6 separate regions of the Homo sapiens genome follow, and all the other regions are linked to region 5. The links are chromatin loops, found by intact Hi-C in ENCODE. Cell type or tissue: heart right ventricle. All regions are shown on one strand.

The links. Peaks named below come from ENCODE experiments on the same cell type or tissue, not always from the same donor. Only the 100,000 strongest peaks of a DNase experiment are listed, where the experiment ranks them.
Region 1: a loop joins it to region 5, with 4 times the contacts of the local background. A loop is called at or near these places in 14 of 110 quality-filtered maps.
Region 2: it touches region 5 in a loop (5-fold over the local background); 40 of 110 quality-filtered maps call a loop at or near these places.
Region 3: a loop joins it to region 5, with 3 times the contacts of the local background. A loop is called at or near these places in 16 of 110 quality-filtered maps.
Region 4: a loop joins it to region 5, with 4 times the contacts of the local background. A loop is called at or near these places in 39 of 110 quality-filtered maps.
Region 6: it touches region 5 in a loop (5-fold over the local background); 70 of 110 quality-filtered maps call a loop at or near these places.

The regions. Positions count from the first base shown.
Region 1 is chr10:43,919,788-43,924,787 of GRCh38, forward strand. All of the region lies in intron 2 of LINC00841 (long intergenic non-protein coding RNA 841), which reads left to right. Among named protein-coding and RNA genes, the nearest start is that of LINC02659, 9.9 kb to the left of the region's middle. In heart right ventricle, a CTCF peak has its summit at 3,060; no DNase peak of the experiment used is centred here.
Region 2 is chr10:44,862,067-44,867,066 of GRCh38, forward strand. The region is part of intron 2 of TMEM72-AS1 (TMEM72 antisense RNA 1); the gene reads right to left. Among named protein-coding and RNA genes, the nearest start is that of TMEM72, 47 kb to the right of the region's middle. In heart right ventricle, CTCF peaks have their summits at 2,951 (motif pointing left) and 3,155; DNase peaks (open chromatin) are centred at 2,215, 2,935 and 3,425; H3K4me3 peaks cover 1,494 bases; H3K27ac peaks cover 1,535 bases; H3K27me3 peaks cover 1,715 bases.
Region 3 is chr10:43,907,614-43,912,613 of GRCh38, forward strand. It overlaps LINC02659 (long intergenic non-protein coding RNA 2659), which reads right to left and starts at 4,756. Exons shown (of 3, transcript NR_184145.1): 1 at 4,680-4,756. It overlaps LINC00841 (long intergenic non-protein coding RNA 841), which reads left to right and starts at 1,683. Exons shown (of 5, transcript NR_136147.1): 1 at 1,683-1,756; 2 at 1,930-2,046. In heart right ventricle, a CTCF peak has its summit at 2,872; DNase peaks (open chromatin) are centred at 2,862 and 3,072; H3K27ac peaks cover 3,688 bases.
Region 4 is chr10:44,855,206-44,860,205 of GRCh38, forward strand. All of the region lies in intron 2 of TMEM72-AS1 (TMEM72 antisense RNA 1), which reads right to left. Among named protein-coding and RNA genes, the nearest start is that of TMEM72, 54 kb to the right of the region's middle. In heart right ventricle, CTCF peaks have their summits at 2,740 (motif pointing left) and 2,955; a DNase peak (open chromatin) is centred at 2,706.
Region 5 is chr10:44,308,079-44,313,078 of GRCh38, forward strand. All of the region lies in intron 1 of LOC124902544 (a long non-coding RNA gene), which reads right to left. Among named protein-coding and RNA genes, the nearest start is that of LINC02881, 18 kb to the left of the region's middle. RefSeq lists silencers at 1,807-1,976, 2,821-3,150 and enhancers at 2,737-3,239, 4,519-4,688. In heart right ventricle, a CTCF peak has its summit at 3,119 (motif pointing left); a DNase peak (open chromatin) is centred at 3,113; H3K4me3 peaks cover 939 bases; H3K27ac peaks cover 730 bases.
Region 6 is chr10:43,669,666-43,674,665 of GRCh38, forward strand. It overlaps ZNF32-AS3 (ZNF32 antisense RNA 3), which reads left to right. Exons shown (of 5, transcript NR_038867.1): 2 at 1,456-1,856; 3 at 2,053-2,413; 4 at 2,643-2,780; 5 at 4,169-5,000. Among named protein-coding and RNA genes, the nearest start is that of ZNF32, 23 kb to the left of the region's middle. RefSeq lists an enhancer at 1,557-1,726. In heart right ventricle, a CTCF peak has its summit at 2,159 (motif pointing right); DNase peaks (open chromatin) are centred at 2,216 and 2,816; H3K27ac peaks cover 1,071 bases; H3K27me3 peaks cover 1,000 bases.

The sequences.
Region 1 (5,000 bases), 390 kb before region 5:
GTTCCATTGCTGGCAAGGAGCTGCAATCCTTTGGAGGAGAAGGGGCACTCTGGTTTTTAGAATTTTCAGCTTTTATGCTCTGGTTTCTCCCCATCTTTGTGGTTTTATCTACCTTTGGTCTTTGATGATGGTGACCTACAGATGGGGTTTTGGTCTGGATGTCGTTTTTGTTGATGTTGATACTACTCCTTTCTGTTTGTTAGTTTTCCTTCTAACAGGTCCCTCAGCTGCAGGTCTGTTGGAGTTTGCTGGACGTCCACTCCAGACCCTGTTTGCCTGGGTATCACCAGTGGAGGCTGCAGAACAGCAAACATTGCAGAACAGCAAAAATTGCTGCCTGATCCTTCCTCTGGGAGCTTTGTCTCAGAGGGGCACCTGGCTGTATGAGGTGTCAGTCAGCCCCTACTGGGAGGTATCTCCAAGTTAGGCTACATGGGGGTCAGGGACTCACTTGAGGAGGCAGTCTGTCCATTCTCAGAGCTCAAACACTGCTGGGAGAACCACTGCTCTCTTTAGAGCTCTCAGGGACATTTAAGTCTGCAGAATTTTCTGCTGCCTTTTGTTCAGCTATGCCCTGCCCCCAGAGGTGGAGTGTACAGAGGCAGGCAGGCCTCCTTGCGCTGCTGTGGGCTCCACCCAGTTTTAGCTTCCTGGCTGCTTTGTTTACCTACTCAAGCCTCAGCAATGGTGGGCGCCCCTCCCCTAGCCAGGCTTGCTGCCTGGAAGTTCGATCTTGGACTAGCAGTGAGCAAGACTCCGTGGGTGTGGGACCCACTGAGCCAGACGTGGGATATAATCTCCTGGTGTGCCGTTTGCTAAGACCATTGGAGAAGCATAACGTTTAGGTGGCAGTATGCCCATTTTCCCGGTACAGTCTGTCAGGGCTTCCCTTGGCTAGGAAACGGAAATCCCCCGACCTCTTGCGCTTCCCAGGTGAAGCAATGCCCTGCCCTGCTTTGGCTCACCCTTCGTGGGCTGCACCCACTTTCTGACCAGTCCCAGTGAGATGAACCAGGTACATCAGTTGGAAATGCAGAAATCACCCATCTTCTGTGTCAGTCATGCTGGGAGCTGCAGACCGGAGCTGTTTTTATTTGGCCATCTTGGAACAGACCCGCTATTTTTTTTTTTTTTTTTTTTGAGACGGAGTCTCGCTGTGTCACCAGGCTGGGGTGCAGTGGTGCAATCTCGGCTCACTACAACCTCTGCCTCCTGGGTCCAAGCGATTCTCTTGCCTCAGCCTGGTGAGTAGCTGGGATTACAGGTGCACGCCACTGCACCTGGTTAATTTTTGTATTTTTAGTAGAGACAGGGTTTCACCATGTTGGTCAGGTTGGTCTTGAACTCCTGACTTCATGATCCACCTGCCTCAGCCTCCCAAAGTGCTGGGATTACAGGCATGATCTTTCTATTTTTATACAAATCTTTTTATCCCTCCCACCCATCTTCAGGGGAACACATAGCCCCAGGTACATTTGGTAAGGCAGTCGGCATGTAACTACTCAATGCTGCTGGTGCAATGTGCAAATTGGCACAGGCAACACACAAACGAATACGCATGTCCCAGCAAAACTTAATTTACACAACAGGCAGTAAGCACATGGGACCTTCAGGCCAGAGTTTGCCAACCCCTGTTCCACAGAGTCAGACATCTCAGTTCAAGCCCTGTCTCCATCACTAACCAGTTCTGTGGGTGTGTGTCAATGGGAGCCTTGGTTTCTGTATCTGTAAAATGGGCATTACAACCCCCTAGTCACCTCGGAAGGAGCTCACTTCCTAATACTAGCACATTGGCAGCACCTGCATTCTGGAGGGGACACATTCAAACTGTAGCCGTTTCTGCAGCTGGGGTTGGTCTGGAGACGGGGGTGGAGAACTGAGCCTGAGTCCCACAGGTGTGTGCACCAGGGAAGGGCCTAGAATGTGGAACAGGATGTTACCCAGGGAGCTGTCTGCCCTTCATATCCCAGAGAGATGGCAGACTCCCCTCACAGCAGTAGTGAGTTAAAAGGCGAACAGAGATCATGTAGATTCGGAAAACACTGGTGAGCAGTTGCATCTCCCCTCCCTCATCATGTTTGCGTCTTCCTCAAACCAGGGATGGACTTCCAGTAGATTAATTGGTGGTCTTGACTCTGAATCTTCTACGGCCTGTGGTTCTGAAGTCAGGTCCACACCTGGTTGCCTCAGCCATGGCCTGGAGTTCTGGACGTTGTCAGAACAAAGGGCATGAGTGTGTCCCCTCTGCCGTAAGGAGCCCAGCCTGGAGACACAAGGCTTCAGTGACTTTGCCCAGGAGGCAAAGGGCAAGGGCAGGGGTGCCCTGGCAAAGGGTGTCTGTGTCAGTGGCTGCCAAAGCCCTGAGGTAGTCCAGGGGCCAGGGAGAGGGTTCCCCTAGTCGGGGTTCTCTGGGGTGCTCACAAATCACCTCACGTGACCCCAGAGAGAAGCAGCATCGGCAGACGGTGGGACTCGTCAAGCGGGATCTTGGTGGCCCTCACCCTTCCTCCCTTCCTCCCCAAACACGGAGGAGTGAAGACCTAGCAAGCAGGGGAGGGGAGGGAGTAGAAGAGTCCATGGGGCACTCGCAGACAGGCCTCAGCCAGGGACGTTCACAGTGGTGGCTGTGAGAGTTGATGGCTACTTCATGCCGGAAGGGGGCTGTGTTTGTGGGAGAAGGGATCAGAGAACTTCCTCATGACCTGAGAGGGCCTGACAGGCACCGAGACTTCCTCCAGGGACCATCAGGAAGTGGCAGGCGGGGAGAATGGCTGGGAGGTGACCCTGGACCTTTGTGAGGTCACTGATCTGAGTGGACCCTCCCCACCCAGCTGGCCATGGTAAGGAGGCAGGGGCCACAAAGACCTGAGGCAGGGGCTCAGGGTTTAGATAGAGGCTGGGGCAGGGTGGGGACTATGACAGCATGAGAGGGGGCTCTGGGCTGAACTGGGTCCCCTGCACCCCACAATTCCTACATGGAAGCCCTAGCCCCCAGCATCTCAGAATGTAGCTGTATTTGGAGATAGGGCCTTAGATTAGATAATTAAGTTAAAAGGAGGCCACTAGGGTGGGCCCTAATCCAATATACAGTGTCCACATAAGAAGAGGAGATGAGGACCGAGATGCACACTGGGGTGAGACCATGTGAAGACGCAGGGAGAATGCAGACATCTATAAGCCCAGGAGAGAGGCTCAGGAGAAACCAGCCCTGCCACACCTCCATCTCAGACTTCTGGCCTCCAGCCTGAGGAAACTGCCATTTCTGCAGTTTAAGCCTCCCAGTCTGTGACACTCATCATGGCAACCTGAGCACATGAATTCAGGAGGGCTGGAAAATCACTTCCCTCACACCCTTCCCCAGCCCTACTGAACTGCTGCTTCCTCCTCCCCTGTCCACCCGGATGGGGACTCAGTTGCCAGTACCTGTACCTCTTTGTTGAACCCTCCTTCCCCATCTCATTTCACCAACTACTATGAATTCCTGGCGATCCTGCATCTTAAATATCACTGAGAATAGAATGACCCCATAATTTACTATCAAATAGGGACACTTTAGAAGTGAAAGTAATTGTGAATTATGTAAGACAACAAGCAGACAGCAGGCCCGACCTAGCAATGGTGGGGCAAAAGTGGCCCTCTCTTCTTTCTTACCTCCGTGGCTTATTTCAGGTCCTCATCCTTCACCCCCTGAATGACTGACAGGCCTTTCACTTCTCTCTCTGCCTTTGCACTCAGCAACATCCTCCAGTAGATAATTGCTAAAATGCAAATCAAATCATGTTACTGCTTAGCCAATAAAATAACCACCACAAAATCAAGAAGTGGAAGACACACTAAAACTTAATGTGAGAGATTCTCTGTTGCCTTTCAGCATGAGGAGAGCCAAGTCCTTTACCAATGCACCCAGTTCCTCCCCAGCCCCTCCCTTCCAACCCTAACCTCCCGTCCTAAGGGACTGAGCTCAATTTCTCCATGATTCAAGGCTGCATCTTGTTTCTCTGAACATCAGTGATATTTGCTTAGGATACTGTCTCATTCCTTACCTGCCACCTTATACTCAAGATTCAGGTCAGTCATCCACTGGGGAATATGTGTGAAAGATTACTAGCCAGAAGGTTATTTGCTGGTGCAAGCAGACAACAGAGGCCTGTTAGTGGAATGAGGACTGTGACCATGAAGATAAGTCAGGTCCAAGTGCTACATGAGCAAGGAGGAGAGGCCTCACCCAAACTGGAGGGTCAGAAGACCTTCTAGAAGGCTGGTTTGGGAGATCTGTTCCCTTGAAGGAGAAAGGAAGAATCAGGTTCACCAGATGGGGAAAATATTCCAACCAATGGGGCAGGATGTTCCCAGAGAGGGGAGTGGGCTGGACCTTTACGAGAACCTAAAGGAGGTTTGATGTGGATACATCACAACATTCCTAGTCCCCAAGGAGTCCCCTGCATCCCCCTCCCAGGCGCTAATCCCCCATGGGGAACCATTGACTCCTGGCAGCATCCATCTGGCTTGTGAACTTTTGGACTTGCATAAATGAAATTGCATAGTCTTTAGTCTTTTTACTTGTCCCCTGTCTCCATTAGACACTGAACTTCTTGAGGGCAGAGATTGCGTCTTTTGTCTCCTTGTCCTCAGTAGAAGTTCAATAAATGATGTTGGCGAATGAATGAATGAATGCATGGTCACGACTTCACAGGGGCCTGGAAGCCTGGGGATGGCCACGACTTCACAGGGGCTGCTCTGTTCCCACACACACATTGAGGTGACCAGGTGAGGAGTGCATTGACCGTGGGTCTTTGAAGGGACCCTTGACTCAGGGAAAACCTCGGGACTGTGTCCAGATGACTTTTGTTTTGGTTTGAGTGCACAGTAAGTTAGTCATGTGATGTTCACGATGGGCTCAGCCTTCCCATGTGTGAAATGGAATATGAATTTGTCTGTGTCAGATCAGGGAGGGTACACTGTAGCTCTCCAGAAAAGACAAATTTTAAACAGCAAGTACA
Region 2 (5,000 bases), 550 kb after region 5:
CCCTGCCGGAGGCCAGATTAGATTCAGCCCGTGCGTAGCTCACATTCTAGGGTGTCAGAGGGAGTGTCTTTCTCCGTCCTGCAGCCACAGCCATCAGCAGCACTCTCTCTCTGGCCTCCCAGGGCTTCCTCTAAGAAGCCCCCACGGGCACTGCAGGTGGCTGGCCTCCAGGAGCACACAGCTCTCGGAGTTCCAGGTGTTCCCCTGAGAGCAACCTGCTTGGGCACTGCAGGCTGCTGGGGTTGCCGGTGATGACTTCCTTTCCATTTCTGTTCTCGATGTCGTGAGGCAGTCTTCCTGATCTCTGCTCCCCAACTCCCTCCCATGGTTGAGAAGGCCCTGGCTCTCCATATTAAATCTCTCTCTACTTGAAATAGCTGGAGCACTTCTGCTTTCCCACGAACCCTGACCAAAGCCTCCCAGCCCCAGCTACAGCTGACAGGCTCAAGAGCACCACAGGCTCTCAAGGCTGGCCTGGCTCCTCCACACACAACCCCTGCAGATCTCTACTCACTCCAGACTCCCCCTGCCTCTGGCCAAGGCCCTGCCTTCCTGCCTTCAAGCTGGGCGCCCATTTCTCCAGGAAGGCTTTTGTGACCGGGCTTCATGTCCCTTGCACCCTGTGTATTGATCTTCCTGCTTGATGCCAAGCCCTATGAACACAGCAATTCTATCTGGCTTTGTACACTATTGTACCCAGCACAGGGTCTAAAAATACTTTTTGCATAAATGAATGAGTAAATGAAAAATTATTGAGTAGTCTTTGAGATCCTGATGCCATGAGTATAGAGAAAGAGAATATATGCATCTTAAATCCATTAAAGTTTGATTTAAAATGCACATTGGCACTGGCTGAAAGCTGGGTGGGCTCCATGGGGTACAAAGACAAGCCCACCAGGAGCCGAGAGTTGAGGAGTATGAACAGGCACAGGTCTCCGTGCAGCTGCAGTATGTTACAGCTTCTGGTGACTTCTGCCACCCTTTGTCCCTCTAGGGTCTGTGTTCCTGCCAAGAGAAAAGGCAGTGGCAGGAAGGAGGCTGCTCCAGATGTCAGAAAGGCTTAGCGAATGGTTTACTGTAGTTCACGAAATTTCTACAAGAGTAACCAATTGGCATCAGCTCCCTGAGCTGCCTGCTTAGAGAAGGAGCTTATGGCACTAAACCATTTTTGTATATTCCATCAAGATCTAGGAAAGCAGATTTCCTTTTTCAAAAAGCAGAGAAACTGTCCCACCCTGCAGTCATTGTGAGTGCAGAGGGACGGGGAGCCAGCGATCCATGAATTGCCAAGCCAGATTGCAGCTATAACCAGATTTTAGTTTGTGAAGGTCTTTTACAGACCTTTTTATACCCTATCCAGTGAGTATGAGTTAGGCTGGAGAGCAAAGGAATTGGAGCTTTTCCACACCACACACGGTTTGCGGTTGGCCCCCACCAGGTGGCTCCCCTGGCGGAGGACTCTGCGCTGCCTGCACCTGAGCGTAGCTGGGGCTTGCGGTGTGCGTCAAAGTGGCTGCGGAGTTCTTGTCTATAGAAACTGTTCAAAGTAACCACCTGAATTACTCCTACCATACTCTTTCTTTGACCTTTTATTTCTTTTAAGCATAACGTCAGCACTGATTTGAAATCATCAAGTAACTTCAACCAACGTAAAAATCCTGAGTTGCTTAAAAAGGAAAGAAAGGCTGCCCCCAAAGTGACAGGCTTTCTAACTTGCCTGTGTCTTTGCACCTATTTCCCTAGGACGCGGGAACGCCCCTTTCCCACACCCACTTCATTCTCCTCCCTGTGCCTCACGTTCTGGGAACATCCTCCTCTTGACTGCATTTCTTAGCCTCCCCGGGCTAGGGAAAGTGTGGTCTCCCTTTCAGCAACCTCAGTTCCATATACATTTCTTTCTCTCAGAATGTCTGATGCTATACTGCATTTATTGGTTTTCTTGTTTCTCTCCCTAGTAAACAGGACATTTTTTGAAGTCCTGCTGGCACATATGCAGTCCTCACACAACGCCTGGTGGATGATTGATTCATTTTAAGAGAGCAGATGAGCTAGGCTGTCTACAAATGTGTCGGATCCAGCTCCCGCCATCCTTCCTTCGCAAAGCAGAGCTTGCCAAGCCTGCGCACCCACGGGCTGCCTCTCTTCAAAGGGCGGAGCCTGTGCAGTGAGCGTTTGGCCACCTGGTCGCACACCGAGTGCTCGTCAGCGCGCATGGCCTGAGCGTTCTGCCCTGACACTCGCTGGCCTCTGGGCGCTTCTGTCTTTGACAACGTCCTGAACACTGTGGGAAGGCTCACTAGCATTCCACTCCTTCCCTAATGTGGAGTGGGTGTGATTTGAGGGGTTTGGCCCCCACCCCAGCTGCAGGGGTAAGTCACACTAGTTTGGGCTAATTAGCAGAATCTCATCTCCTTAGCGCAAACAACATTGATTCAAGAATGATCAGGGATCCCAGCCCAAACCAAGCCTTGCTGCAGCAATCAGCCGCTCTTGGGTTTGGGGGGAGGATACGGCGTGTGTCCCAAGGTGGGTCCACCCAGCGAAGCCAGTATTCCTCCTTGATGACTTTGGAAAGAGTCTCTCTCTCGTTCCGGAGGGTGTGATGTGTGAGGTTGGAACCACGAGGGACACCAGCTTGAGAACAAAGCCAAACTAAGGGGCGGGCGGAGCCAAGACGGAGGAGGCGAGTCCGGAGCAAACATACCGGATCTCAGGAGCCCCGTGACTGCTGCTCTTGGCTGACTCGTCACAAAGCATCCAGACGCGTCTCGGCCCTGCGTCCAAGACGCAAAGTTGTGCGGCAACCAAGCCTAGAGCTAAGCAGTCACCAGGAGTGGAGACAAAAGCAGTGAAAGGATGGGAGCGAAAACACGGATCCCGAGAACGAAGCCACGAGTGCAAAGCCGGGCGTTGTGCAAACTATCCCGGGCCTCTGCTGCCCCCTGGCGGACGCCGCGCGGGAGCCCAGAACCGGAGCGCTCTGAGCGAAGCCGACTCCATCCGACACCGCCGCCTCCCAGAGGGCTGCCCTGGGAAGTCACTGAAAACAGCCTGCGGAAGATTTCTCCTGTGTCACGTGGGGGGAAGAACAGCCGCTACCTGTTAGATTGCCATGAGGTTGAATGGCCAAAATGGATAACCGGGACCAGAGTTATCCTCCCACCTGAAAGAAGCAGGAGGAAACCAACAAAACTATAGAAACAACCGTTTTCAAAACCCAGCACACCAGATGCAGAGGACAGTGATCCTACTACCCAGACAGTTTCCGGGCCACAGCACAGGAGGTGCGGGAACCCGGACAGGGCTTGACCCCATGAGCTCACCCTCACGAGTTGAGGGACTAAGCCGAGTCCTCAGGGCAGGCACGGCGTCCCTGGAGGAAGAGGGGGCTGCACAGACACAACTCCAGTGATCCACAAAGGCTGCGGCCAGGGTGCAGCAGGGCGGCTCAGCACGTGCAGGCGAGGAAGCTGCCAGAGGCCCAGAAAGATCCCCGTGGGGCTGGAGGGAAGATCCGCCTGTGTTTGCACAGGGCGGGAACAGCGCCTCCCCCATCAGCCAGACTGCAGGCTCACCACTCAGGAGGCACGGGACAGCCCTGCTTCAGGGGTGGGAGCAGTTATTACTAAACGCAGCTCTATCCCCATCTGAGAAACGTCAAAGGCAGGACCGGAAAGCATCAGACTGTTACAAAGTAACTTAACCGTACCCCAGAACAAAGCCTGAAAATACACACAGGAAAACAAAGACATCCAGCACACAACAAGAAAAAAGTGGCAATGTCTACCACCCAGTAAGAAATGACCATGCATGAAGTGAGGGAGAAAAAAATTACCCATAATGAAGAGAAAATGCAATCAGTGGACGAAGTGCCAGGACACAACCTGTCAAAATGGGTGGGATTTGGCTAAAGCAATACTTAGAGGGAAAATGATAGCACTACACTAGGTTAGAAAGGAAGAGGGATCTCAAATCTCAGCTTCCGCCTTAAGAGCGAATTAAACCCAAAGTAAGAAGAAAGGAAACAAGAAAATTCAGAGCATAGGCCAGGTGCAGTGGCTCAAGCCTGTAATCCCAGCACTTTGGGAGGCCGAGATGGGCAGACTATTTGAGGTCAGAAGTTTGAGACCACCCTGGCCAACATGGTGAAACCCCGTCTCTACTAAAAATACGAAATTTAGCTGGGCGTGGGGGCGTGCACCTATAATCCCAGCTACTCGGGAGGCTGAGGCAGGAGAGTAGCTAAAGCCCGAGACGTGGAAGTTGCAGTGAGCAGAGATCGCACCACTGCACTCCAGCCTGGGTGACAGAGACTCTGTCTCAAGAAAGAAAGAAGAAAGGAAAGGGAAAGGGAAAAGGAGAGAGAAAGAGAGAAAGAAAGATCAGAGCACGAAAGGAAAAGAAAGAGAGAGAAAGAAAGAAGAAAGGAAAGGGAAAGGGAAAAGGAGAGAGAAAGAGAGAAAGAAAGATCAGAGCACGAAAGGAAAAGAAAGAGAGAGAAAGAAAGATTACAGCAGGAAAGGAAGAGAAAGAGAGAGAGAAAGGAAGATCATATCATAAATCAGTGGAATAGAAAGGAGAAAAACAAAAGGGACAAATCAATGAAATTAAAAGCTGGAGTTTTTTGTTTGTTTTTAGAAGATCAATAAAATTGATAAACTCCTGGTCAGGTTGATCCCCCCAAAAAAGAGAAAAGACTCAAATTACTAAAATCAGAAATGGGAATTGTGATATCTATCACTATAGATTCTACAGATGTTAAAAAGAAAATTAAGAGCATATTATGATAAACTTAAGACCAATATATATGACAAATTAAATATAATAGACAAATTCCTTGAAAGACACTATCGGCACTTAAGAGTAAACAGATAATCTGAATTAGTCTTATGTCTATTTTTTACATTAAACTTGTACTTTAAAACCTTCCCACACAGAAACCTCCAGGCCCAGATAACTTTATTATCCAACTTAGGAAGAATGAACATCAATTCCATACA
Region 3 (5,000 bases), 400 kb before region 5:
GATCATCAGTTGCAGAAATGTGACCAAGAAAAGTATGGTGACCCACATGGGGTTTCCAGATAAAATGCAGGATGCCCAGGCAATATTGGGGGCATTCTTATACCAGAAGCGTTATTTCATGTTTATCTGAAATTTAAATTGAAGTGTCTGTCCTGCATTCTCCCATTTTGGCTCCCCTAGCTGCCATGCAGACATTGAGATCCCAGTGCAGAAAAGCTGCGTTCTCTTGTGAACTTGAGAAGTTCAGACCCCATGTGAGGGTCTGGACAGACAACAGCCACAAAAAAATGCAAACAAGAAACATCTTAGTGAGTCATTTTTAAGCCAACTGAGTGAGGAATCAAAATATCAAATCCAAAAATGGAGAATTCATGATATAAAATACTAATAAAAATAAACAAATAACCTCTTCCCCCCAAACAAACATAAACTATAGAACAAAATTAATGTAATTCTCAATGGGACATTAAAACACAACAAGAATGCCAAAAATAATTTCCAAAAGAGGACACATGGTTAAAAATATTAACTAAGTAATAGTTATCTAGTTCAAATAACCTACTGTATCACTAAAAATTGGGAATTGAATGGCCAGAAGACAAGATGTAAAAGTGGAGTATATTCCTCATATCACACAGAGAAGGATCAATTTATATTGTCTTTTTTTTTTTTTTTCCTGAAGAGGGGTCTTGCTCTGTTGCCCAAACTGAAGTGCAGTGGTGCAATCACAGCTTACTGTAACTTTGAACTCCTGGGCTCAAGTGATCCTCCTACCTCAGCCTCCCAAAGCACTGGGATTGCAAGTGTGAGCCACTATGCCAGGCCTATTTTTGATAATGAAAATTAGAGAAAGTAGATTCCAGTGCATACTTATTAAATGTCATTACTAACAGAATGAAAATAGTAGATGTGAGTTCCAAATCACAAGGGAAAAGTCAGGTTAAAAAAGTAACCTCAATATAAAAGGTGTATTAAAAATGACCATAAAACAAAATAGCAGAAATAAAATTAAGCATATAAATCATGTTAATAAAATGATCAGGATGAACTCTTATTTTGAATCACAGACTCACATTTGGTTAAGAGTAAAATCTAAATACTGCGTTAGTGTACCCAGTTAATCCAAAAATATTAAAAATAAGGCAATGGGCAATGATATAGTGAATGAATCCCAACAAAAAGAGACAGGAGTGTGAATATGAACAGGAGACAAGGTGGAACTCAAGGCCAAAACAGCTAAAAGAAAAAATCCACAATGAAAGAATGACAATTTTGCACACTTCTATGGTGATTAAAAAAAAGCATCAAATGTAATTAACAAAAGTTTTAGCAATACAAAAGAAAATAAGGGAAGCACTGTTGTTGTAGTAATGTTAACAAACTTGTGTTGCAAGAAATCACGTGGACAACAACCAATAAGGGAGTAGAGGATTCAAACCATGTCACGTATTTGTATTGCACAAATGGATAATGTATTTTTCCAAATATACTTAGAATATTGATCTACAAATTGATCATAAAAACATCTTAACACACTTCCCAATTACCAGTTAAAATTTGCATTAGTGCCTAGTTTTTGGTTGTGTCATAAAACACCCAGTGCTGTTGGGGGATCCTCACAATGATGGCTATTGTTATCATAAAATATTGACTGAGAGCCTGCAACGCACATGTGCCCCTGCAGGGTGGCATAGACGGCGAGCCCAGGGAGGCCACTGACATGCATTCAAGAGAAAAGAAAAGAAGCCAGGCTTTGGTCAGTTGTGAATATACCATCTCCTGACTCCCAAGCATTGGTTCATCATCCAGCTGGCAATTGTTGAGCCTCAGCCAATGGTGGAACCAAAATCTAGTATCTCTGGAGTAATTTCCATTTCCAACAGAAGGAGAGTGACTTTCACTGACTCTTACTCTCCATTTGGATTTCAGGCATAAGTGCTTCATGGTGGAGTGAGAATGGCTTGCCCTGGAAGGGTCATGTTTTAGAAGGAGTGATCTTCATTGTGAAGTCTAAACTGTTCTGGAAATATAAGCTTTGAAACCCAGGTAGGCAGGTTTCATTTTAAGCAATATTGCAGGATCACAGGATAATTATTGGTTTATAAGGTGATTCTTCACTGTACAAAGTATCTTAAATACTAAACATGCTGATGTGTTGCAAATTTGATTAGGTTTTCACAAGACTTCTCTAGAATGTGTTTATGTGTACCTATGAGGAAAAATTATTGACTCTTTTACCAGGGCTGCCAACAGGGTCTAAAATGAGACCACAAGGCTCTCCTTGACAGGAGTGGTGTGCTTAAAGACAAAGTCACCTGCAAGGTTAATAAATTATTTTTAATAAGTAGATAATGGAGAAAAAGCATGAAAATGTTTCCTTCAATATGTGGCATGGGCTCCATTCTAATGTGATTCGGCGGTGACTTTGTATTTTTAAGGAGCTGAACTCCTTGGCTGTCCTCATCCAGGTTTGCAGAATCTGACCAAGAATGATGTTGAACAGCTCCTCAGCCATAAGGCCCCTGAAGTTGTCAGAGCCCCACTTGTCCTGTCCTGGGTCACCCTGCTTGTCACAGAATGGAGTCCAGTTCACATACTCCCCATCTATACCTAGTTCCATACATACACAATCTTATCGTGAGCTCCTTTTAATTTAAACACTTACATCAGTTATTTACAGCTGCATGATTTCATTCCACATGGTGGTGATATTTTTTTCTCCAAATATGGACTCATTGGATGGTCATAAATAAAGTAATCTGGGCGTAGGAAATGGAGTATCCTTCCCCCGGGGTCATTCCAGGGGAGGCAGGGAAGGAAGAGCTTCGCTATTTCGGGAAAGCTGGTGGACGCTTCGGCTCCGAGGCTGGCTGGGAGGGCCCATAGCTAGGCGGCAGCTGCCCTCAATCTCACAGCTTTAATGAAGGAGGGCTGCCGGATTTACATTGTTTAAACACTTAACGAAATTAGCTATGAAAAGAAGGATGGGAGGAGCCCTGGGTAGTGGGGGAATTTAGGCCTTCTGTCTTCACACACTTTACACACACACACACACACACACACACACACACACACACACACACACACACACACACACACAGTGATTTTCCTAAGAGGCTGCCAGTAGGAACTGGCAAGAAATTATGTGCCTCTTTACAGCAAGATTAAAAGCAACAACAGTGACAAAAACGCCTGTTTTGGAAAGCTGTGCCTGGCAGGGGCTGGTCAGGACTTTGGCGCGCTGGGCCCATGGGCTGCGCTGATTTGGAGCCAGCTCTGGATCAGCAGGGTGAGCGGCTGGCCTAGGGCGGTGGATCTGAAACCTAAGGATGAGATCCCAGGGGCTTCAGTGCCAGGAATGGAAACACTGGGATGGAGGTGGGAGCTTGCAGGCCCAGCCTTCTGAGGCTCTTTCAAATTATTCCTGGTCTACTAGATTTTTAGTTTGGCTCTAGTTGGTTAGAACAGAATTATGTCTAAGAATGTTAAACATTGACTGTTTCTCAAGCTGGGGTGATCTCTAGTGGATGGCCACAGAGCTCTGTCATTGAACCTATTCTCTTCAACATTTTAATCAATGGGTTGAATGGCATCATGGAAGACATACTTACCTAACATTCTAGTAACAAATATAAAAGCGCATATGAAATAGAAAACAAAATCATGAGTGGAAATAAATGTGAAAAATAGTAAATTGAGCTGAGATCAACAAGGTGAAGCTTGCAGGAGTAAATGGAAGATTCTAAAATTAGATTCCAGAAATCCATTTCATAAGCACAATATAGGAGAACCCTAGCTGGGTGGATACGACAGACACATCAGAAAACCCTCTGTGGTTCTGGTTAAGTGAGGAAAAATCATTGACTCTCCTATCAGGGCTGCCAACAGGGTATAAAATGAAGAGACCATGTCTCTCCTTCACAGGAGTGGTGTGCTTAAAGACAAAGTCACCTGCAAGTTTAGTAGATTGCTTTTAATGAGAGAAAAAGCATGAAAATATTTCCCTCAATATGTGACATGGGCTCCATTCTAATCTGACTCCATGGTGACTTTGCAATTTTAAGGAACTAAGCTCAAGGCGAGCCCCACAGAGCCAGGACTTGCTCCCTTAAAAAGCCCCAGCAGATCTGGATTGCCTCTGAGGCGAGAGACGCCCCAGGCCATTGCTACAGCACTGCTAGTGCCATGGCTTTCTGAATTAACAGGTGGACACTGTTTAGTCCTCTTTAAGAAACAGGATTGACTCTTTCCCCTAAATGATGTCATGAAGCATCTTTGATGAACAGGATTTGTTTCTCACAGTTCTGGGGGCTGAGAAGTTCCAGACCAAGGCACCAGCAGTTTAGTGCCTGGTGAGAGCCTGCTTCCACATTCATAGACAGCACCTTCTCACTGTGGCCTCATATGGCAGGAAAAGCATGAGAGAGCTCTCTGGGATCTCTCAGGTCACTCATCTCATCACAGGTTGCCACTGTCATGATCTCATTTAAACCTAATTACTTCTCAAAGATCCCATCTGCAAATACCATCACACCACGAGTTAGGTTTCAACATATGGATTCTGGGGGGACAAACAGTCCATGGCACTGTCCTGTAGCCCCTAAGTCAGCACCCTCTGCCCTGGGCGTTTCTCCTCTAAGGTCCACATCACCTGGCACACTTTATCACCATGAGCCTACCCTGTGTTTCCTGAGGATCTGCCACCTCCTTGGATCATCATTGCCCCTCCTTGTCATTCTCCTCTGTTGGCTGTTTCAGAACTCAGAGGCCCATTATTACCATGGGGCTATTGTTACATCTTCCCGGCTGGTCTCTCCTCTTTCCCAGCATCTCCTTCTTCTCCCTCTGCTGGAATAATGACTTTGGTGGGTATGAATTTAATCACCCCAGCCCCACTTACCATCTTTGGCTGACTCCCAGCTGCCCAAGGTTGCAGCCCAGGTTCTGACCCTGGCCTTTACCCACGTTTCCTGCCCTGACCCCATCTCTCTGTCTGTGCT
Region 4 (5,000 bases), 550 kb after region 5:
TGACCTTTAAGTCTGGCCTCAGTGCCAAGAAGGAGGGCAGACTGGACCGCAAACAGCCCCCTGGGCTCATGCCTGCATCTCATTATCTGCCCTGCCCCCAGAGGCATCAAATGCCTGGTTGTTCTCAGATTCCCCACCCTGCTGCCTGTCGCATCCTTTGCTGAAAGATGTGCTGTAGGCGCCATGAAAGAAGGGACAGGGCCTGAGCAGAGGCCCCACTCCATGCTTGCTCCTATACTCTTCCTCACTCCCCGGGTCCCCTGGTAAGCAGATGTCTCTGGAGGCTGGAGACCTGGATCCTATCCTTTCCTCTCCCTGATGGGGTAATGGGGCTTGCTCCAGGGAGAGGAAAGGAGAGGACCCAGGTATCCCTAGGGAGAGGCCTAGAGAGGACCTCATCCAGCACTGGGCTTTGTTGTGAGTCCCCAGTGTGGTTCCCATGCGTTTACACCAGTCTCGGCCCTGGCTCTGCATCTCACTTGCTGTGGGCCCCCAGAAGTTCCTTTGCCCTCAGACCTACAAACTATCTCTTGTACAACAAGGAGGTTGAAACACAGGATCCCAGGACCAGTATGTAATCCATTGAGTTGATTTTGCCATTGGTTGAACAGATACTCTGGCGGGAGCAGGTTACACTTTTAGCTTCTTAAACATCTCTCAAATCTGTTCACTCTTTCCATCTCCACCCTCACTGCCTTATTCCTGTGTGCCACCATCCTTGCCTGGACCAATATTCTCCAGGCCTCCAGATCTGGAAGCCTCCATCCAACTCATCTACTTAATAGTGAAATGCAAACCTGATTGTATTACTCGCCTCCTAAAATCCCTTCAAACACTTCACATTGCTTTTGAGCTAAAGATGCAAATCCTTCACATAGCCCAGAAGGCCTTACATGGCCCAGCCTCACCTCTCAGCCTCCTATTCCCTTCTTTGCTTCCCTGCTCTCCATCAGACAACAAAGGGCAAGGTTGGGAGCCATGTCTTGTTCTGTTCATCAAGCTGTCTCCAGCGTGTGGTGTCATTCCAGGTTCAGCCAGCAGAATTAAGTGGACAAATGAATGATGAACACCAAAGATGGCAATTATCTCTCACAGAGATGAAGAGAACAAGCCCCCTTGCCCAAAGTGCCTTGTCACGTTGATGCCCGATGTTCCACCATCAGAAGTCAAAACTAGATCCCTCCCACGTCCCTTCAAACTCTACAGAGCCTTTGTTGCGAGAGATCCAATGTATATTTATAAGACATGCAACCCATGCTGACACCATGAGGCAGCTTCCTTTCACTGATTGCCTGTAATGTGACAAGCACTTTGCATTTGCGGCAGACCTCCTGGATGGGCCTGTGCTCTCATTCAGATGCACAGAATTAGGCAATCCTCCTGTTCAACCTTCCATGCAATGACCAGTATGGAACCAGGAGCTGCCTGAGGAAAACAGGAACCATGTGTTTTTCTGTCTGGAGATAAACCAGATTCCAAGGGGACACAGGTGCCCTGGGAAAGATGTTAATGAATGAAGTTTCTCAGGCCAAGAGCTAGTCAGCAGCATATGTATGTGCAAGGGGTCAGTGGTGCTACAGCATCTATAGGGTTGGTTCTGCAAGAGGCCTCCTTCCCCAAGCCTGCACCAGCCGTGGGCATTATCAGGAGGCCACACGTTCTTTTGTGGCCCCGTGAAAGAACAGTTCTGCGGCCAAACATTTACAGTCATTGTCATATTTTCCAAGGCAAGGCCATGGGGGCTCAAGTCAGCACCAGCTCTGGGGAGGAAGAGATAAGCTGAGGCTGAAGAACCAAAGTCAGAAGGAGAGGAACCAGCACACGAGGAAGGTGAGGAATGGTATCTTCTGAGAGGTGTGGCCGACCTGGGAGGCATTACGGGACCAGGTGCACCCTTGAGCCACCAGAGGCATGACAGTGGGCCTGACTAGAGCCCCCAGCTGCAGGGGTCAGCTGGGATGTCCCCAGGCCTGGGCACTGAAACACACCAGGGTGAACATTTGCAGGAAAAATAAATCCATGAATGAACTGAGCTACTCTCATCTTGAAGCTACTTGTGTTCTCTTGTGCAGCCATTTTTTCCATTTGAAACCCACCTCCCTCACCTACCCCATCCTACGGCTGTTCTAGAAGAGTGAGCAGGTATACCGACACCTCACACAGGGCTTGCACGCTGCAGGTGATCAGGAAATGCTCATTCCCTCCCTGCCTCTTTTGGGTTCTCAGGCACAGTTTACCCCTGTCAAATTCCCATTAGACTAGATGCTCTGCCCAGCCCTTTCAATGCTGACGTTTCACACATCTTGTAAGAAAGCCCTTGGGTCTGGCCAGGCCCGGGTGTGGACAGGGATGCTCACATTGAGCCTGTGGACACAGAAGAGTCTTTATTCGGGCAGACTCTTGAGCCCTTGTTCTGACTGAGCCTATTGGTGCATTTGAGGGGGGTTGGGGGGAGTGAGGATTTAAAAAAAAAAAAAAAGGTCTTGAGGGATGCTGGGGAAGGAAGAGAAGCCAAGTGTCTGGATGGTGTGACCCCAGACTGCAACGCTAGAATGACTCTCAAAACATTCTCCTTTATCAAGGAAACAAGAATGTGAGTCACTCTCTTCCCGCACCCCAGGGGTTTCTTTGCTGAGCAGGGCTGCAAACTGTTCAGCTAATTAGGCTGCATCCTGACCTTAGCCTCCATCCGCAGCAGGCCTCCCTTGAGGGGAGCCGAGGTGCTGCTGCCACCTAGGGTCAGGAGAGTGCACTGCAGGGGGACCGCAGGGCCAGGAAGGAAAAGTCAGGACCCTGAATAAAAGGGCAAGTGGTCCCAGCATGGTTCCGTTTACAAAGAACTTCCCATCTACCACTGCTGGGCTCTTAAAAGAATCCCATGAATTCAGCAGGGCAAGGTTTTACTATCTTCTCTTTACATATAAAGACGCTAGTGATTGCATGGCTGAGGACGGGGGTCTGGGACATTACGAACTCTGCGGCAGAGGTTATGGGTAGACTGTGGGAATTCTTCATGAGGGTTTTTAAAAGCTATTGCTGGTGTAAGTTGGTCTGTAAACATCCTTAGGAAGAATTGGAGAGCAAATGAGTCATGGGGTCCTGATAACTGCACTGAGCTTCACTAAAGGCCACAGGGTCAAGGGCTTAAGAGACAGAGTGAGGGCCACTGGGTCTCTTAGCCCATCATCAGGGCCCCCATTGTCTGCCGGAAGATGCCAGCAAACCCACCATCCTCGAGGTGCTGGCCAGCCCAGCTAACAGTCAAAAAGGAGGAGGATGGTGATAGATAGAAATGTTATTTTGTGTATTTATTTCATCACAACCTCAGGTACATGACTGCTATGGGCTGAATGTTTGCATCCTCCTGGAGTAGGCATGTTGAAGCCTAACCACGATGTGATGGTATTTGGAGGTGAGGACTCCAGGAGGTGATGAGGTCATGTGCCTGGAGCTCTCATGATGGGATTAGTGCTCCTATAAGAGACCTGAGGGCCAGGTGTGGTGGCTCACGCCTGTAATCCCAGCACTTTGTGGGGCCAAGGCAGGTGGATCAGGAGGTCAGGAGATCAAGACCATCCTGGCTAACATGGTGAAACCACATCTCTACTAAATATACAAAAATTAGCCGGGCGTGGTGGCACAAGCCTGTAGTCCCAGCTAGTCGGGAGGCTGAAGCAGAAGAATCACTTGAACCCAGGAGGCAGAGGTTGCAGTGAACCAAGATCACACCACTGCATTCCAGCCTGGGTGACAGAGCAAGATTCTTGTCTCAAAAAAAAAAAAAAAAAAAAAAAAGAGAGAGAGAGACCTGAGCTAGCTTGCTCCCTACCTCCCTGCTCTCCCTTATGTGAGACCACAGCAAGGTGCCATCCCAAACCTGAAAAGGGCCCCCTACATACCACATCTCCCAGTGCCTTGATCCTGGACTTCCCAGCTCCAGAACTCTGAGAAGTAAATGTCTGCTGTTTAAGCTTCCCAGCCTAGGGTGTATTTGTTACAGCAACTCAAGCTGACTGAGACAGTGACTCACCCTCTAGCCTGTTCTGCAAGAAGGAGAATCAGGAGTTATGTAGCAGGAACACAAGGGAATAAAATCCTCAATATTCAGTTCTTCAACTTCCAAGCTGGGTCTTGAAATTCAAATATTAAACAACAGAGAGAAAAGTCAAAACTTGGAATTTACCAGAGCCAAGTTGTGGTAAAACAATTTGGAATTCTAAAGGTAAAGCCCCAGGGAAGTGGGGACTACTTTTTCTTTCACAGATTAGAAAGAGAAAAGAGGGTTGGGGAGAAGAGATGAGTGTCAGTTGCTAGAACTGGGAGAAGTGGGGAGGCTGGGGCCTGAGGCCACGCAGAGAGAAGGGTCGTCACTGAAGGACTCCCCAGGCCCTTCCATCCCAGCGCCCTGAGCCACTAAATCAATCGCCTTTTGTGAGTGGCCTTGCAGGTCTCCTGTGTGGGAAGCCAAGTGAGCTGAGGCTGTCACAGCCATCAAGTGAGGTCCACGCAGACATCGTTCTCTGTGTGCTGCACAGGGACCAACCCGCAGATGTGACTCCCCCCAGTACCCATCCACACAATGCCATCTACCAAGCACCACTTCCAACTCTCACAGATGCCTTGGGACAGAGGCTGCTGTCTCTAACACCTAGAGGGACTGTTCTTGCAGTGTCTGTGTCGCAGGTACTGGACAACTTAACATGAGTGTGACTTAGTCCCATCACTGTCATCACCATACTTCGTTTTATGGGTGAGCAACAAGACCCTAACCTTCGTGACTTCCACTTGGTATGGAGCTTAGAGGAAAGTGACAGGGATGAAGGTCTCTCCTGTCCAGCCCCACCATCTTCAGGAATTGGGGGCTTTCCCTCTAGCCCGCCTTTGCCCCTCTAAGTGATTGACACACTGCACTTGCCTTCCCATCCAGGGGACCCCGCTGGGCCAGGTGCCATTGTCTGCTGTGACCCTCCCCGTGTGTGTGTGTGTATGTGTGTGTGTGT
Region 5 (5,000 bases):
GGACTGGCCAGCCTGGGAGGGGCAGTCCCTCCAGGCCCAGCAAGGCACCGAGATTTCTACACCTTTTGAAATAGTTTAGTCAAAAAGCACCCAGTGTCTATTTCTTGCAACTGCAAAAACAATATTAAAAAGAAAGCACTGATTGCTAGATATTGCCACCCTAGGTAGTGGTCACAAAGACCATTAGCCCCTGAACCCTCATGGATGGTTGTTAACAGAATCTTCTGTTTCTATCTCTGCTGTCCTTTCAGCCTTTCCCATTGTCCCCTTATCTGCCTCTGAACCAGAACAACATGCATAGTTCATCCAGTGGGCAGTGCGTCCTCAAGGTGAGTAGCTCTCCTGGACCTAAGTCCTTGCACGGCGAGCAACCTTCTGGCTTGCACTTGGCCACTGCAGAAAAAGGGAATATGCCAATCCTTTCCATGGGAGCATGGGACATCTCAGAGCTCATTAACAATTGATGCTTTGGTTACATATCAACTTTGTGTTTTTCATTATCACAAGCTAATTCCCACGCCAACATTTTGGATCTCTAAGCAACTGGCAGGGTTAAGCTTAGCATCCTGGCTGATATTTGGTTGCTATCACTTCAATGTTAATAATAGTTTCAGTCAACCAGCTGGCAATATGGTAATTAGATAAAGCCTAGAAACAGGAAAAGACAGTAAAGGTGTCAACCTGGGACAGGGAAGCAGAGTGGCAGCCTTCTCTGTGAACCTACCTAGCTTGGCTAAATTTTCATAACACAAACACATACAAGAACACTCTGCTATTAAAAAAAAAATCTGGGGCCCATCAGCTTTCTTCTCATTTTTCCAGTGAATGGTTGGCAGAAATCTTCCAAACTGTCTACTTGACAATTTGTTTAAAAGTATAGTTTTGCAGCTGGGTGATTTGTTTGCTCTTTTTCCCTCCAAGAATCAAGTGTTACAATCAGGGATAGCTTGTTATGATGGAAGCCGTGCGGGCAGTTTGGATTTTCATGGGTGTCCCCACCCTGCTGGCAGGCAGCTGGCTTTGGAGGCCTGTCCTGGATCCCTCTCACTGACTGCATCTCCCCTCCCCTGGTCCAGGCTCCAGTTTACATGGCTCTGCCATTGGGAAGTGGAATGGCAAAGCATATGCGGCCGTGCTGCTCAGCCAGGTACAAATAAGAGTTGTGTTGCTGCTCATCTGGGGCTGCTGGCTGCCTAGAAAAATGAAATAAAGTGAGTTTGTAACAAGCAAAGTCCTGTGAATTGTGGCCTCTTTCAATCATAAACAGACAGTTTATCCACTGAAAAGATCATATGGCCCAAATAATCAGAGTGACTTTGGAAGAGTAATCCACGTGGTTTTATATTAAAGAGGGGGAGGGAGGGAAGGAGGTGGCGGGGGGAGGGAGAGAGAGAGAGAGGGAGAGAGAGCAAGCCAGATTTCTCCACAGAAACAGAAACGATAGGATATACAGATATAGTTGGATGAGGAGAGCTGTTGTGAGAATTGGCTCACTCAATTATGGATGCTGAGAAATTCCAGGCCACGCCATCTACAAGCTGGAAGCAGGTCCAGGCCAGTCCAAAGGCCTAAAATCCAGGGAGGAAGGGGACTGGTGTAAGTCCCAGAATCCAAAGGCCTCAGAACCAGGAGCTCTGATGTCTGAGGGCAGGAGAAGGTGGATGTCCTAGCTCCAGAAGAGAGAGACAATTCACCTTTCCTCTGCCCCATTGTTCTCTCTGGGCCCCCAACAGGTTGACCAGTGCCACCTACATTGGTGAGGGTGGACCTTCTTACTCAGTCCACTGATTCAAATGCTCATCTCTTCCAGAAACGCCCTTACAGACACACTCACAAATAATGTTTTACCAGCCATCTGGGCATCCTCACCGCAGTCACGTTGACACCTAAAATTAACCATCTCAGAAAGCCAAAAGGTGGCTGGGGACGCGGGGGCAGCATCAGCCGGCTCCCCGCCCCCTGACCAGGAGAAGGTGCGCACCGTAAGCACTCCACCCTCCCATTCGGCCTCTGGCCCCAGGTGCAGCCACTGTGGACTCACCCTGCCTGGTGCGGAACACTCCCTCCCTGTGATGTGCAGTCCGCAGATGGAAGCCTGGAGGGCCCACACGCTTCCGAAGCAGGGTGGCCCTAGGCTGGCTTGTCAGCGGAAGCTGTCTAGCGGGGATATGGCGGTGGCAGAAGTGAGGGGGCTGAGGGGCGGGGCGGACTTTAGCAGGAGGATAGAGGGGAATGTCCTTGTTTCATAAAGCTGAAGTGTGCCCAAGCAATGTCCCGGTATCTCTGTGAAAGGTTGGCTGCCTGGTGTGACTGAGAGACCGGAGATTTGGCCCTGGAAGGTCAAGTGTGGTGGTCTTTTTCTTTTTTCCACTTTTTAACCTTTTTCTACTGTGGGGAGATCGCCCAAGATTACTGAATTTGCTAACCCCAGGGGAAGTAGGCATTTGAGTCTAACAGCGCCATCCCTCCCTCCACAAAACCCTGTAGAGCAGTGTTCGCTCTATGACGTGTGAAGGTGAAAAGCCACTCAGGAAACCAGAGAGATTTGGCACTAAAATATATGTTTTTCGTAACCAGGGCAGGTTGGGCTTCCCTTCATCACACACCAACAGATGCACACGGAGCCCCGCGCGGCCCATTCCTGAGGGCGGATTCCCCAGGGCAGGGCGAGAAAGGCCCTCGGGCCCCTGCCTGTGTGCCCATCTCTCCATCCTAGGTCGAGGATGAGCGGGTGTGCGCAGGCCCAGCGTGGGAGAGGCAGGCAGGCCAGGAGCGGCCCGCCAGAAAGGTGCAAGGGAAAGCCCCAGAGGCGGAGGGGAAGGTGAGAACCCGGGGCGGTGATGCTGCACGCCCCTGGGGGACTGCATGGAGAAGGGGAGGGTGCGCGGGGCCGGCTGGTCCAGTGCACTCCGGCGCGGCCCCGGCACCCGTGGGCACCGCCATGTCCTTCGCTCAGCTCCGCCGCGGCTACCTGCGGGGTCTGCGCGGCTGCGGTGGCCAGGTGAGGACGTCTCTGCCCTTGCGCGGCCTGCGCTGTATGCTTCCTGCCTGGCCCGCGCTTCCCCTGCCTGCATCACCCGCTGCCCGCGCGGCTCGGAGCGCGCCCTCTGCTGGACCGGCCACGGCCGGCGGGCGGCTGCCTCCAGGCTCCACCACAGGAGGGGGAGCACGCGCCCTGCTGACCGCACGCCCACGTGATATCGCCTTCTGCCATCGCAGAAAGCAGCGGTTCAGCCTCTCTGCCTGCACACTTGCGTGATGGGGAGCTCACAAGCAGTCCACTGCATTGCTGTCAACGCTGACCATTAGAAACAGCTTCCTTATGTTGAGCCCTTTGTCGCTCACTCCATTTGTCCTACCTCTGCCCTCCAGGTCTCGCCTGCAAAGGGCTTAGCTTCTCATGACAGCACTTAAAGCATTTCAACACAGCATTAGCACCACCTAACCCCAGTTCTTCTGCTCTGCCCAAACCTCCCCGGGCCCTCCAATCATTGTGGTATGATGTAGCGTCACCATTCAGATGACTCACGTTAGGACACAAACCATCTACAGAGTCCCTTCTCCACTGTGGTGCCCAGGAGTACACCTGAGCCTGCAGGTAGGGTCTGCCCACTGCACAGGACGGGACGTCGCCTGCGGGACTCTAACCGCTGGCCTTCAGACACACAGGCAGAGGTCACAGCAGTCGATGTGCCAGAATCTTCACACTTCTCATGCGCTCTGAGTTTAGGTTCAATTTTTATTCATTTTCATATGTTCTACTAAGTAATCCCATCCCTGAATCCATCCAGCGAACATTTAATTCCTAACGAGTGCCAGACAGCTGCTATTATTGCTGTTCAGTCTAAGGGTGTATCTTCAGTTTCTGCACTAAAGTTCATCCTGGCTTACCACGTCCATAATTCTCATTTATGTTAATCATTTGGGATGGTGATGTTTTTAAATATCCAATATATCTGTAATGGCTTCCAGATCCATCTAATTAGTGAGTTTGACAGGCAGCCTTCGTATGTCCTAGTGCTGTTAAAATACCGAAATCCAGCTTCATATTCCGGTAAAGAGGCTGCACAGCCCCTTTCCCCTTTGTGAAAGATTGCTTGACAAACTACCAAGGCTTTTATGAGGAGCCCATGAAGATCTTAACCTATTGTCTTTAAATTGATCAAAAAGCTTCCTCGTGTCACCTTGTCACATGCCTTACAGAAATCCAGAGACACTAAGTCCACCACATTTCCCTGATGTGCAGCCCAGTAATTGCACTAGCGTCTTGCTGCCCTGCTGGGCGGTTTTGACAGAACACCTGTCATTGCCTCTCCTGGTCTCTAAGCCTGTTGTTCTGCTGGGCAGGCTGGACACTGAGGTCCCACGACTGCACACAGAGGCACACTCAGTTCTCAAACAACCACTCTATGCACTCCTGACTCAGAAAGGAGCCTGGGACTCAAGCTTTGTCTCTGATGGTCCCCTGAGGCGGCGGGTGCTTTGTTCCTCTCTTGTGCTTAGCCATGCCTTGTCCCAGCAGAAGTGTCTCAAGTCATGGGGTTTCCCCATGTCCCTGCAGAGGGTATTTTAGTCTAAGAATACATGGCATTCTTAACAAGGGCTTCCTGATATTAATCATAAATAGTCCTGCACTGATTTCACACTATTATTCTTTCTTACAACTTTTGTTTTTAATACAGCTGAACACCCACCTCCTCAGGCTGTGCCTGAATATGTGTGTGATGTGTATGGTATGTAGGACAAGGATCCTATAGGAGATAATGAGTATTTTAAATATATAAGACATATTATTTACTACTATATATTTTTAAGGAGAGAGAAGATGTAGCATTTTCATTGCACTGGAAACTATACTGCAGTGATGGCTGAGGCCTAGATGTGTCCTTGAGGTGGAGGAGTGCTGGGGAGCAGGAGGTTGGGTATGGGGAGTCTGCTCTGTCCTGCTTTCTGGCCTCAGCTTCCTAGTTTAGTGAATGGCTGGGATGGGATGATCCCAA
Region 6 (5,000 bases), 640 kb before region 5:
TTCCTAGGACAGCAAGGCTTACCACAGGGCAGAGCCCTGTGGACCTGACTCCCCGGGGCTGTGAGCAGGAAAAGTGTGGAGGGAGATGGGAGCTGGGAGAAGGGAAGGGAGGAAGAGAGCCCATGAGTCCTTGAGCCCCCTGGATAGTTCTAAACAGCGCTGGCCAGTGACCAGGGGTACTCTGCCTTCCAGATCCGGGTGAGAGTGGAATCCCACCTTGGCCTGGGCTTGGTTGGCCATGGTGTTGTGCCATTGTCCTCTGTGCACTAAGGAGGCAGTCTTAAAGCATGTCAACCACTGTCCTGCATGAAAGTGTTAGTGCTGAAGTTTAATCATGGTGTGTGGCTGAGGAGACGGAAACTAGTTTGTATTTTTATTCTTTTGAGACAGAGCAAGACTCTGTCTCCCAGGCTGGAGTGCAGTGGTGCCATCATAGCTAGCTCATTGCAGCCTCGAACTCCTGGGCTCCAGAGATCCTTCTGCCTCAGCCTCCTGAGTAGCTGGGACCACAAGCACGTGTCAGTATGCCTGGCTAATTTTTTTAATTTTTTGTGGAGACAGAGTCTCCCTGTGTTACCCAGGCTGTTCTTGAACTCCTGGGCTCAAGCGATCCTTCCGCATTGGCCTCCCAAAGTGCGGACACTACAGGCGTGAGCCACTGTGCCCAGCCGTAAACTAGTTTTTAAAGCTGATCAAGGGCTTGGTCACTTCATGTTGGACAAGGGGTTGGGTGAGTCATGACACTCAGCCTTTCCCATGCAGTGTCTCTTTCCCAAGGGTTCTAGAAGGAGGTGAAGGGGCCACCAGACCCCCATGCACTGCCCTCCCCCACAAAGACCTCTACTGCACCCCCAGAGGACCCATTGTACCCACGCAGGCGTCTTCGTCCTGAGCCTGAGCTGTCACAACACTGGAATCTGCTCGCTTTTCCCTGGGACAGCTTTGTGTTACTAGAGTTGGGTCTGAGGTTTGCACATCATGTCGCCCGCCCCAGGTCCCCCCAGGCCAGACACAGGGCACTTTGAGTCCCGGGCCCCCCAAGTTCCAGCTGATATGTACTATGGGCTTCCTGAGACTTCCCCGGTCCTGGGCACACCTGTTTTGCTGTGGAACTCTTGACTTGGCTTCTGCCTTTGCCTAGAGTCCTGGAAATGTCCAGAAGCCTGGGGGCGGGGCCAAACAGATCACCCTGTATCTTTCTTCCCTGATTCCCTAGAGCAAATGGCAAACGTTTTGGTTTTAAATCAGAGACAGTGGACCTCATAGTCTTTGAACATATCCCTTGGTCTTGGTCTCTAGCTCTTTTCGTTTTTCATTTTGAAACCTGGGGGTCTGTTGCCAGGCCTGGAATCCTGGAGCCCCATCACAGGCAATCTCTTGCGTGCTGTGGCTTCTTGACTGCACCCAATTGTGGTCTAACTCACCCTTTTCTTTCACCTCCTGTTCTCTCTCCAGCCTTGCAGCTTCAGGACTGCTGATCCTGATTATGCTGTGCAAAGGGTGTTCGTTCCACGGTCACACTGTCTCTATGAGGCAGCAACGTCTAGGAGTGTTATCCCCATTGAGGGGGCAGATAAACCAAGGAAGGAGGAGGGCAGGTGCTGGCCCAAGTCACACACAGATGAAGGCACACATGGTCACGCATACCTGGGAAAGCTTAGCAGCACTCCTGGCTCTCCTCAGGAGTTCATAGAACCCTGCGCTGTGTGGACCACCGAGCTCAGAAGGGTTGCTGTGTGATGCTCGAATCAGGAGGCTCTGATGGACTCTTCCCTTCTCTGTCTCTCCAGCATCTGACTGAGGCACGTTTATGGGACTCTGGCGAGGAAGACTCCGGTTTGCAGAACACCTCCAATGTAGGCAGAGCACCAATCTAAGCCTGCAGAGACTAGATAATAACAGTTGGAAGATGTCTTTCTTCCCTCCTTCCTTCCCCTTGCGCCCGCCCCCTCCCCAAACTAGAAAGTGATGGGATCTTTGTGTCATTTGCATGATGACTTCTGGGACTCCTGTGAATTAGTTGCTTCTTCCTTCTATATTTCCCCAACCCAGGGCCACTGCTTAAATTGAACAAATGATGCATCACAAAACTACAACGGGACTCTTCAAATTCACGGTCGGCGCAATCTGTATGTAATTGTATTGCAACAATTGTCCAGCAGATGGCAGTAAAGTGTCATGAAACAGAGTTGCCTGGTGACCTGTGCTGCACCTTTGTGAGTTAGCGGTGACCAGGCTTCACACACTGGACTTACTGGAGTCACTACTAAGCCAAGGCCACAGCAGAAAGAGCACTGCGTTTTGCATGACCTAGGGGCTCCAAGTCGGCCTGGCTGCACCAGAGCCCTTTCAAAACACGCGGTTTAGTTCAGGGCTCACATTGGCCATTGCCTGGTTTTGTTTGGCCAGCAAGGTAAGAATGGTTTTAACATTTTTGAATGACTGAAAAAAAAAAAGAAAATAATATTTTGTGGAAGGTAAAACTCACATAAAATTCAAATTTCAGGGTTTGTAAATGAAGTTTTGTTGGACACATGAGTGCTCATTTGTTCAGTGTTGTCTCTGCTGCTTTGAGTTGAGAAGCCGCCGCAGACACCGTGTGGCCGCAGAGCCTAGAATATTTACTGTCTGGCCCTTTACAGGAAAATGTGCAAAGCCCTGGATTGCTCCTTTGGGACTTCATCAGCTGCAAACCCTCACAGTATTTTTGTGTGTTTGGAAGTAAGAAGAGAGCAAGCGAGGGCCGAGACCTAATGGGAAGACCCGGCGGCTGGGAGAAGGTGGTTATGAGCTCTCTTATTCCAGGGCACAGCACCCTGTCTGGGAAGTCGGGGGGCAGGCCTTGGCAGAAGTGATCCCCCTCAGTCCTAGGACTAGCTGCAGTTCCTGTGGCCCTGTCTTCAACGTTACATTCTTGCTTCAGCATCCCTGCTGGTCTGAGGGTCCTAGTCCGTGCACCAACTTTGATTCCTGGACCTAGCAGAATAATGCTTCCAGATTTTCAAACTCCTTGGGTGACAATTTGAGCATCTGCTAATGTCAGCCCTGTCTGAAATCCCAGCTGATTTTCAACACTGTGTAAGGGAACTCCTTCATGAGTCTTGGATGGGTAATGGATGATAGGGTCAAGTTGACATTTGACAAGAACTTGCTAAACTCTGAAAACCTGAACTTACAGTCCCTGCTCTAGCAGGCCTGGGTTCTCATGGAAACATCCTCAACAGACCAACTCAAGAAAGTAATTTCCACAGCAAATTGATTTCCCAGAATATGTTCTGTTAAAAGAAGTATGGTTATGATATCTGATCAAATATTCAGCATTATCAGGAAATTCAGCTGTCTCTACCTTCAAAAAAGGTCCAGAATCCAACCACCTACCTCTTCCTCTGCTGTCACCTGGTCCAAGACTCTGCCACCTCATTCCTAAGGGTTATTGCAAAAATTTCTCAATGGCTCTCACCGCTTCAGTCCTTGGCCTGTTATAGGCTATTGTCAAGAGAGCGAGCACAGTGGCCATCAAACCAGCAGGGAGCTCCTCACCCTCCATCGCTCAAAATCCCACAATGCCCCTCAGCTCACTGATGGCCAAAACCCTCTGCCTTCTGGCCCTGTATGTCTCTGACCTTTTGTGTTTGAGCCTTTTCCAGTCTGTCCCCAGTGCTCTCCTTGCTATTCCTCTGGGACACTGGGCACACACCTGCTGAGAACATTCACACTGCTGGGTACTTCTGTCTGGAACACTCCTCCGCAGACACTCTTCTCTTCTCAGCTTTTGCCCAGATGTCCTTTTCTCCCCAAGGTCTGTCTCGACCCTCCTTCATGTCGCACTCTGTCTCCCCACCCCCTGGTGCTGTGCTGTTACTTACGCTGCAGCACTTATCCCCCAGCATCCTATTGGATTTGCTTATTTATTATCTAGTGCTGACTGCTTTTCCTTCTAGAATGCGAGCTCCACAAGGCCAAGCATGCTTTGTTTATTGATGTGCCCCAAGTGCTTGGAGCAGTATCTGGCATGCAGCAGGTGCCTAGCACATATTTGTTGAATGAATAAATAACGAAATGAATTCTTGAGAGGCAAGCCTGCCCAAGTACTGAAGACTGGGTTGGAACTGTAGGTACTTCCTCCATTAACAAATTATCTCAAAAAGTTTGGGTATTGTTTTAACAGGGCTCCTGGCCAGGATCCGTGAGTCGGCTTCTTGAAGTGAAAGACAGAACTCTCTGCTCTTCAGGTTCTATCAGTGCAAAGAGGGCCCACTAAGACCCACTCTGCAGGGCTGTTGAGGAAAGCCCCATCTGACAGGCACCCGACAAAGCTCCTCACACTCCGTAAATGCCACCCATCATGAATGTGGCTATGATTAAATTGTGATGAGGACTGTGACCCACAAGACTGGAAAACCAGTTTGGCACCTTGATGCAGATGTTTTCAAGGACTGGGTTAGAGAATACATACCATCATTCTACTTTTAGCTGTTTTGTTTCATTAAAACCTTTTTGGTTTTAATGAAACAAACCATAACATGTATGACAACCATAACATGTATGACAACATAGCATGACAACCATAACAAGTACAATATTTTGGCCAATTTCATTTAATTTGGCACATAGAATGGAAGAAATATTAAGATATTATTTTCTACATGACTATGTAGCTGGGATGATTGGAACTGAATCATTTATTGCACATTTGAATGGTTAATTTTATTATGCTCACATTGTGTACATATTCTGTGGCTTATATATAATCAGTAAATATTCTATGACTTATTCCTCTTCAGAAACATGTGGAAAGATGAACAAAAAACAACCACAGCATGACAGGGTTAGGGAATTCTAGAAATGGAAAAGATGTTAAAAATGGGTTTATAGTAAAATCCAACATCTAGAGGAAGGATTTAAAGTCTAAGCAGAAACCCTTTCTGGCGGTCTGCAGAAGTCTCCCATCTTGCTAAAGTGTCACATTTGGCACATATTCCTGGAAAACGTTTTAGTGT